Regions from separate parts of the Homo sapiens genome. Here region 2 is linked to region 1. A link is an interaction called in ENCODE POLR2A ChIA-PET data of the cell type or tissue named here. Cell type or tissue: OCI-LY7. All regions are shown on one strand. Each heading gives the region's core, and the rest is flanking DNA. Links, peaks and the distances in the headings are about the cores only. Region 1 has its middle 12 kb from the start of SLC30A3. Region 2 overlaps CGREF1 (cell growth regulator with EF-hand domain 1).

Region 1 (4,386 bases), core at 165-4,164:
GGCAAGGACCTTGTCACAATAGTTGTTAGGCTGATGCTTTGTGGTGGTAACCAGGTTTCACGAGGTTACTGAGGGACTGGTTTAGAAGCTGAGGTCATTTACCAAGTGGCAAGGAAAAAAATGGGTGTTGAGATTGGGAGCTCAAAGGCTTTAGAGAAGGTCAGGGAAGCTGTGATGAATCCGCAGGAGATTAATAGAGTCACAAGCAGGACTCAAGGGGAAGCTAAACACTGAATTTGTGGTGGGGCTGGGGGAAGCCATGTCCAGGGCAGGGGCGTAGAAGGGCTTGCACTCCCTGGAGGACCCAAGAAATAGAAATGAGCTGGCCGGGCGCGGTGGCTCACGCCTGTAATCCCAGCACTTTGGGAGGCCGAGACGGGCGGATCACGAGGTCAGGAGATCGAGACCATCCTGGCTAACACAGTGAAACCCCATCTCTACTAAAAATGCAAAAAAAATTAGCCGGGTGTGGTGGCAGGCACCTGTAGTCCCAGCTACTCGGGAGGCTGAGGCAGGAGAATGGTGTGAATCCGGGAGGCGGAGCTTGCAGTGAGCCAAGATCACGCCACTGCACGCCAGCCTGGGCGACAGAGCGAGACTCCATCTCAAAAAAAAAAAAAAAAGAAAAGAAATAGAAGTGACTGCCTGCTTGAGAGCACCTGAATTGCTACCATCAAATGCTACCATCAGATACAGATTTATACCTCGGGAATCAGCATGTATGAAACCTGCTTGTTGGCCCATTGGTAGGAGCTGGGGATTAGAAGATATTTTATGGACTTTGCATTGGCCTGACATTTATCTGTTCACCATCCTTCCACCCATTCCTTCCATCACCAGCAGTCATACTGAGCATGTACTTGGTGTCTGGCTGTGAGCTAAGTGCTGGGGGAGCATGCCTTCCTTCAAGGAGTGTGCCGTCAGTAGGCCACTCACCGTTTTACTGTGTCTCCCAGCAGTCCTGTGTGACCACGTCCTGGTCCAGCAGGATGGGGGAAAGCAGGGAGGCCATGCTTGGGCAGACTCCGTGGTCAGGAAAAAGCAAGTTTGTTGTTGTAGGGTCTGAACCCTGCTTATTTTGGTAAGCTTTCTTATCTTTTTAATATTCTGGGTTCAGTTCCCTTCTATTTCTCCCCAGGCTTTTGGCTACAGTCCTTTAAAAATTTATAGCCATCGTTGTTGAGCCAAAGCAAACAAAAGAATGGAATCGGAGGTTAAGGCTGTTTGGGTCGTGTCCTCTGAGTGAGCTTCTCCAGGTCTGGGCTTCTTCCTGTCCCCAGGATGCTGTAGCCAGAGAGCAGATGAGGGGGTCTGGGGTACCACACGGGGAATGGCAAGAGCAGAGAAAGGCTAGGACCAGGGCTGAAGGAGGGAGGCACAGGCTCTGGCAACCCGGGCCTTCCTGCCTACCCACTCTCCCCACGTTCTTTCTCTTGCCAGTTAAGGAAACGGGGCCTGCTTTGTGTATGGGATTGCTGGTGATCACAGCTGCATCTGGGGGTGTGGTGGTATACACGTGGAGTCCCAGCTGCTCAGGAAGCCGAGGCAGGAGGATTGCTTGAGCCCAGGAGTTTGAGGCTAGCCTGGGCAGCATAGCAAGACCCCATCTCAAAAAAGGAAAAAGCCCCCACACAGCTGCATCTGGGGCCTCAGGCTTTGCCCTGTTGGGGCCTGGGAACTGCCCCTCCAAGCACCCCTTGGAAGGTACTGACCAGGTACTGACGAGGTGTCCCTGGGACTTAAGCCAGGGACAGGGAGGCCCTGGGAACTGCCAGAGTTGGGGGAAGGGAGGTTGGAGAGTTAAGAAAGAGTACTCCAACTATAAAAGGAACACCCTGACTACAGTTCTCCACAGTGAGGGTCTCTGCCTGGCGGAGGGGAAAAGGGTCTTCCCGTCCTGACCCCAGTCCTGAGACTCCCTGCAAAGACTTCCGGCTGCCTCTGCCGCTGCGGTGGCGTATGCCCCAGTTGGGGGCGCTGCTCCCCAGCCAGCCGGGCTCTAGGAAGCGGGAGGGCCAAATGCCTCCTTTAAGCCGGCTGCACCGGGGCCCTGACCGGGCGGGAGGGCTGCTGGAGGGTGGTGCTTATCACCCGGGCTTCCTCTTGACCCTGCCGGCTGGGCCCTGGGCCTTGGCCTTCGCCTCTTAAACGTGGTGCAGGACTCACCCTGGGCCACCCCCAGGTGGGCAGCCTTGGGAGAAGGGCAGGACCTGCCCATGTGCCCATGCTCCTCCGCCCAGTCACTGCAGCACGAAGCCTCTCAGGTCCGCACCCTGCATTCTGGCCCTTTGATCTCCAGTTTCTCCTTTGAATAGCCCTGCAGCTCTCAGCAGGGAAACCCGGCCTGCCTCTCTCTCCCTCCACTCTCCATTTCACCCCTTTCCTGGCTGTCCCTCTTCTCTGGTTCCTCTCTGACCCGAAAGCCCACCCCTCCCCTAGTTAATCAGCTGTGTAAAGAGCTGGGGCTGGGCTGAGGGATGGGCCCTCCCCCACCTGCGTTGCTCTCCCCTGCCTTCCCCTCACCCCTCCCAGGCCCAGTCCCTTCCCCTCGACTCTCCCTCCTCCATCTATCATCAAGGAAGGGCACCCAGGGGAAAGGGACTTCTGGATAAGCGAGTGGAGAAGGAGGATAGGAGGATAATGGGGGAGTGCAGGCAGCTCTGCAGATAAGGATTTCCTGGGCTCCCGGGGATGGTGGCCCAGTGTGAAGGTGGGAGAATGCTCCAGAGACCTGTCTCCTCATCCTCCCGATGCCCGAAGGTGAGTGGAAAGGCAGGATGGCATAGAGAGAGGGCTGGGGACGTCCAGGGGCCAGAACTCAGAACCGAGTGGAACCAGCTGCACGACCATGGGCAGGTGAGCCTGCTTCTCCATCTGTCAGGTGCACAGGATACTGTCCGCACCACAGTGCCTTGCACAAAATAAGCTCAATGATTGCTGCTTCCTGTCCCTGCTGTCAGGGTGCCGGGCCACTCTCTTCTCCTGAAATCTCTCCCCTGCATCCTGGGTTCAACCCAAAAGCTAACTCTTATATACACCTTCTATATACCAGGCACATTCACACCCATGATATCACGTAATCACTATTTTATAATTGAGAAAGCTGAGACGCAGAGAGGTTAACTGTGACTAGAATAATAGTAAAGGCAGAGCAGAACCAGAGGGTCTGACCCCAGAGCCCCAGGACGGGAGTGCCAGCGGCAGCAGGCTGCTGGAAGGGCTGAGGAAAGATTTGCTGAGAAACTCAACTAGGCAAGAGCTTCAAAGGGGCCTGGAGTGGGAATGAGAGCCTGGGCATGTGCTGGCTGACCCTGGGGAAGTCTTTTTCCCTCCCTGAGTCTCCTCCTTCTATGGGCAGAAGATGGACTGGATGCTTGGTGAAGGCATTCACCTGCCCTGAGCATTCCCCTGCAAAGGGACCCAGCATCGCACAGATAGGACAGGCTGTGGCTTAAAGCATTTCATAGGGTGAAAATCGAGTCCTCCTGTTCCCCACCCTCCTTCCCTCTCCTCGATTTCCTCACTCTTCCCCACCCCCATCCTGTCACCTGGGGCCTATAATCAATGAGACGTAAAATGAGAAAGTATCAGGAACCAGCAAAGCATGGCGAGCAGCTGGGGCGGCCTTGCCGCCGGGCGTGATGGACTGCCAGCCCTTCGCTTCGCCAGCCTCCCACACCCTGACGTGGGCAGTGGCGTCTCACCCAGCCTGGGCTAAGGCTCCCAGCTGGACATCAGGGAGGGGGCTACCTCTGATGAGTCCAAAAGCCTCACCTTTAAAAAGGAATGAAATCTATGGTCTTGACATGGAAAGATGAGTCTAGGCTGCATGGTTGAGTCATAAACACAGGTAACACGATCTCACCTATAAGATGACCCCATTTTTGTTATTATGTAGAAATACTGACCCCATACTAGGATTAGCAGTTTTCTCGGAAAGTAAGATTACAGGGGAAACATTCACTTTCTACTTTATATACTTTTCCTTTGTTGTACCCTTAAAACAAGTATATATTGCTTTTATAGTAAAAATAATCTGATAATAAAGATATTTCTATTATGAGGAAGGCTCACAGAAATATGCATGGGCTATTGAAAATGCTCAACGTCCTTGCTTTGGGCTGGGATTTTATCAACATGGTGGGAAGGCCTGAAGCACTAGATCTAAAATCAAAGCACAGAGTCTAATTTTTTTTTTTTTTTTTAAGACAGAGTCTCCCTCTGTCGCCCAGGCTGGAGTGCAGTGGCGCAATCTCAGCTCACTGCAACCTCTGCCTTCCGGGTTCAAGCGATTCTCCCTGCCTCAACCTCCCGAGTAGCCAGGATTACAGGTGCCCACCACCATGCCCAGCTAATTTTTTTTTTTTTGAGACAGAGTTTCACTCT
Region 2 (4,386 bases), core at 265-4,264, 140 kb before region 1:
AAAGGGGCTCCCACAGTGCAACGGTGGGCTGAAGGGCTCCTCAAGCGCGGCCAGAGTGGGCGCCAAGGCCGAGGAGGCGCCGAGAACGAGCGAGGGCACACACTGTCACCTCTCACCAGCACTTTGGGAGGCTGAGGCAGAAGGATTGCTTGAGCCCAGAAGTTGGAGGCCAGCTTGGGCAACATAGTGAGACCCCCATCTCTACAAAAAATTAATTTTAAAAAATTAGCTGGGTGTGGTGGTGCACGCCTGTAGTCCTAGCTACTTGGGAAGCTGAGGTGAAGGATGACTTGAGCCCAGGAGGTTGAGACTGCAGTGAGCTGTGATTGTGCTGCTGTACTCCAGCCTGGGTGACAGAGTGAGACCCCATTTCAGAAAAAAATAAACCAAAGACTAAAAGAACAAATAGAAAAGGCACAAACAATATTAAGAAGGAAAATAGGGACATAACTAAAGAAACAGCAGAGATTTGAAAACTTAGAGGATATGGCCAATTTCCTAGAAAAACTTAATAGCAAAACTGATGCAAAAAGAAATAAGCTTTGATAGTCTTACAATCACTAAGGAAACTGAATCAGTGAGTATTAACCTTTACTGCTTCTGGAACTATAAACCTGAAATGTTTTTAGAGAGCAGTCTGGAAATGTGTATTAATTTCCTAAAACTCTGACCCAACAATATCGTCTTGGGGATTACATAAAAGAATATAAATGGAAAAGAAATTACAAAGATATGTATAGCTGTGCTATTAATATTAGTCAAACAAATGTAAGCAACCTGAATGTCTAACATTTAGGCAATGGCTGAACAAACCATATTATGTGATAGAACCATTAAATATAATACATCAACTCAGAAAGTTTAAAAGGAAAAAATGAGCAGATTTGAGTATATCAAAAGTTTAAACTTCTGTGTCATGAAATATACCACAAATCACGTTCGAGGAGACAAGTGACAGAGAACTGAAGGAATTGCCGCTAGTGTGTGGAGGCTTCCCGGGTCCCCAGAAGGGTGGGGTTCCACCACCTGGGCCTCAGCAGGAAGTAGAAGACAGAAATCTCCCTAGAAACCCTATGGGTACTGAATGGGGTCCAGGAGCCGCAGAGATGAGTGCCTTGTTTCCAGGAAGGTTAGAGAGAAGGCCCTGCCTACAGGGTGCCTGGGAGGTCAGGAAGCAGCAGCTGAAGGAGGGTCTGGGTGAATGGGCAGAGAGAGGGCTGCCTCTCCCAGTTCTTTGTATCTAGAGTGCTGCTGGTTTGAAGAAGGGGGCTGAGGTCAGCTGAGGGTTCCAGTCTCTAAGGTGGAAGGAGGGGTGCCTAATGGCTGAGAGAGCCAGTTGACCAGGAGAATGCCAGAAGTTCTGGCTCCCTGGCCTGGGTGCCACAGAGAATACCATGGAAAGCACCAACAGCTGCCACATGACAAAGACCAGAGGGCAAGCATCCGTAGGGAAGGCAAGTTAGATATAAGTTTGTACAATAAGGATAAATATTCATTTCTTTAATATTTATTGAACACCTGCCATATGTGAGGCACTCTCTTATCACTAAGCTGATCTCTTAAGGTCGAATTACTTTTTCTTTTTCCCCCTAAAGCTTGCAAATATGTAAGTAGGAAAAGATACAAATGTTAACGCAAGAAAAACACAGAATTGCTATGGAATAGGTGGTACGGCCCAAAGTTGGGGGGTATGGGCCCTGACCTCAGGCTGCCTGTGTTCAAATCTGGGCTCCGCAGCCCACTAGCTGTGCGGCTTTTCTGTGCTTCAGGTTCTCCATCTGTAATGCGGGGCTGACGAGAGCACCTCTGGCAGGGCTGTGGTGAGGGTTTAATTAATGAGACAAGATGTGTAAAGTGCAGTGCCTGATCTACAATAAGGCCTTTTTCCTTCCAAGAGTTCATCTGCACGGCCCCACAGTGGCTTCACACACCCCCTTCCCACCTGGCTCCTCTCAAATTGCTTTCTCCACCCTATCTGTTTACTGCTAGGACCCAGGCCGACAGGAGGCACTGGAGTCATTTAAATCCCTCAGAGCTGTCAAAACTCATCATCCAGCCTTCACGTGTTCTTACATACTAGCAGGTGCCTTTTTTTTTTTTTTTTTTTTTTTGAGACAGAGTCTCGCTCTGTCACCAGGCTGGAGTGCAGTGGCGTGATCTCGGCTCACTGCAACCTCCGTCTCCCAGGTTCAACCAATTCTCCTGCCTCAGCCTCCCAAGTAGCTGGGACTACAGGTGCACGCCACCACACCCAGCTAATTTTTGTATTTTTAGTAGAGACGGGGTTTCACCATGTTGGCCAGGATGGTCTCGATCTCTTGACCTCGTGATCCGCCTGCCTCAGCCTCCCAAAGTGCTGGGATTATAGGTGTGAGCCACCACACCCGGCCCTCAGATGCCTTTTAAAGGAGGATGTCTGTGAACTCCAAAGGATGACTCTGGGGGGAGCCGTTCAGGCATAAAGGGGAAGCACCCCTCAGATCCACTCATCCTCTCACTCATTAGGCCACTGTGGTAGCTTTAAAAACCTGTCTACACATTCTTTGACATTCCTTCCCACAAAACTTGGAGTCTAACTCGCCTCCCCTTGTATATGATCTGGACTTAGTGACTGGCTTCTAATGAGTTGCTGAAATGGTGCTTACATGACTTCCAAGTCCAAGTAATAAAAGTGACCTAGCTTATGCCTGGTTCTGGTTCTCCCCTTCACTTGACACACAGATGTGCACCTCTGGAACCTTGAGCCACCATGGAAGGAGCCTGGTCTCCCCGAAACCACCCTACGGAAGAGAGAGTGTGGAGAACCCACCTAGAAACAGATGCCTGAGAAGCCTCCAGCTCAAATCTTCCCAGCCCAACAACCAGACAGGGGAGAGAGCCAAGCTCCGGATAATTCTAACCCCCAGCCTCTGAGCTGCCCCAGCCAACACTGAATGCAGTAGAAATGTGCTTGTCTCCACAGCCTGCACTCATGTGCAAAGTCAACATCAACGTTATCTTTTTGTGTGTGTGTGTGTGTGACAGGGTCTCACATGTTGCCCAGGCTGATTGGAAACCCCCAGGCTCAAGCAATCCTCCTGCCTCGGCTTTCCAAAGTGCTGGGATTATAGGCATGAGCTACCATGCTGGGCCCATTATCCTTTTAAGCCATTACATTTTGAGGTGGTTTGTTACACTGCCATAGTAATTGGAAAACCAACCATGTAAGGGCTGGCTTCATGGGTGTGCGTCCTGTGAAGTCACAAGTTCCCCGCTCTCAGAGGGGCCCTGTGCTTAGGCTAATGCTCTGTTGTCACTATCTTGAAACTCTCAATCATTTTTGCACCGAGCCCTGCAAATTATGCACCTGGTCCTGAGTCCTACCCCGTGAATGACTATCACTCTCCTCTTCTTGGTCCTATGTACCCCTCATATATTTAACTCTTCAGTATGTTTAATGGACAGAAAACAGAGCTTTGGAAACAGCCAGACCTACTTTTAAACCCAAGCTCCACCACTGAGTGTCCCTGTGACCTTGGGTAAATTAATTTTTCTCACTAAACTTCAGTTACCTTATCCACATACTGGAGATAATATTTACCTCACAGGGTTACAGTGAACATTAAATGAATAATGAATTACTTCTGGCACAAACTAATATACAAGCCTTTTAGTGTTATCCCTGTCTCTGGTATTTTCTCCACTTAAAGAACCCTCCACACCCACATCAGATAAATCATCCTTTGCTAGAATTCCACTGCTCTAGAACCTTCAGTGGCTCCCTATTTCGATTACAGTCCAGAATCTTCACCTGGGCATTCAAGGCCTTCTACAATCAGATATCAAGTTACTGTTGACTCATCTTCCAGTGCTGTATTATGATAGCACACTGCTTCAAACCAAGGAGTTATTGGAGTCTCCTAAAATACTTTCCACTTTCACTTTTCAGTGCTTTTGCCCAACCTGTTCCATCCTCAATCTGGAATGTCCTGGGCCCTCCTGACAACCTTAGCATTCGGTTATAGCCCACCTCAAAAATGCAAGTGATTGGGCTGAGTACAATGGCTCACGCCTGTAATCCCAGTACTTCGCAGGCCAAGGCAAAAGGATTGCTTGAAGCCAGGAGTTCGAGACCAGCCTGGGCAGCAAAATGAGACCCCCCCCATCTCTAAAAAAAACAAACAAAAATTGTTTTTAATTAGACAGCATGGTGGCTCAAATCTATGGTCCCAGCTACTTGAGAGGCTGATGCAGGAGGATCACTTCAGCCCAGGAGTTGAAGGCTGCAGTGAGCTATAATTACACCACTGCACTCCAGCCTGGATGACAGCAAGATGCCACCAAAAAAAAAAAAAAAAACAAAGGCCGGGCATGGTGGCTTACACCTGTAATCCCAGCACTTTAGGA

What was found. ChIA-PET counts read pairs that join two places held together with the same protein. Peaks named below come from ENCODE experiments on the same cell type or tissue, not always from the same donor. Only the 100,000 strongest peaks of a DNase experiment are listed, where the experiment ranks them.
Region 2: POLR2A ChIA-PET joins it to region 1 with 27 read pairs; 5 of 35 experiments call an interaction of 5 or more read pairs at or near these places.

What each region holds. Positions count from the first base shown.
Region 1 is chr2:27,248,363-27,252,748 of GRCh38, forward strand. No RefSeq gene overlaps it. Among named protein-coding and RNA genes, the nearest start is that of SLC30A3, 12 kb to the right of the region's middle. RefSeq lists enhancers at 1,096-1,890, 1,891-2,684 and a silencer at 1,520-1,700. In OCI-LY7, for the core only: a CTCF peak has its summit at 1,969 (motif pointing right); DNase peaks (open chromatin) are centred at 2,009, 2,899 and 3,569; H3K4me3 peaks cover 2,292 bases; H3K27ac peaks cover 3,361 bases.
Region 2 is chr2:27,111,903-27,116,288 of GRCh38, forward strand. The region is part of intron 1 of CGREF1 (cell growth regulator with EF-hand domain 1); the gene reads right to left. LOC124907744 (a long non-coding RNA gene) reads left to right here. Exons shown (of 2, transcript XR_007086252.1): 2 at 2,722-4,386. Among named protein-coding and RNA genes, the nearest start is that of CGREF1, 5.0 kb to the right of the region's middle. In OCI-LY7, for the core only: a CTCF peak has its summit at 2,164; a DNase peak (open chromatin) is centred at 2,019.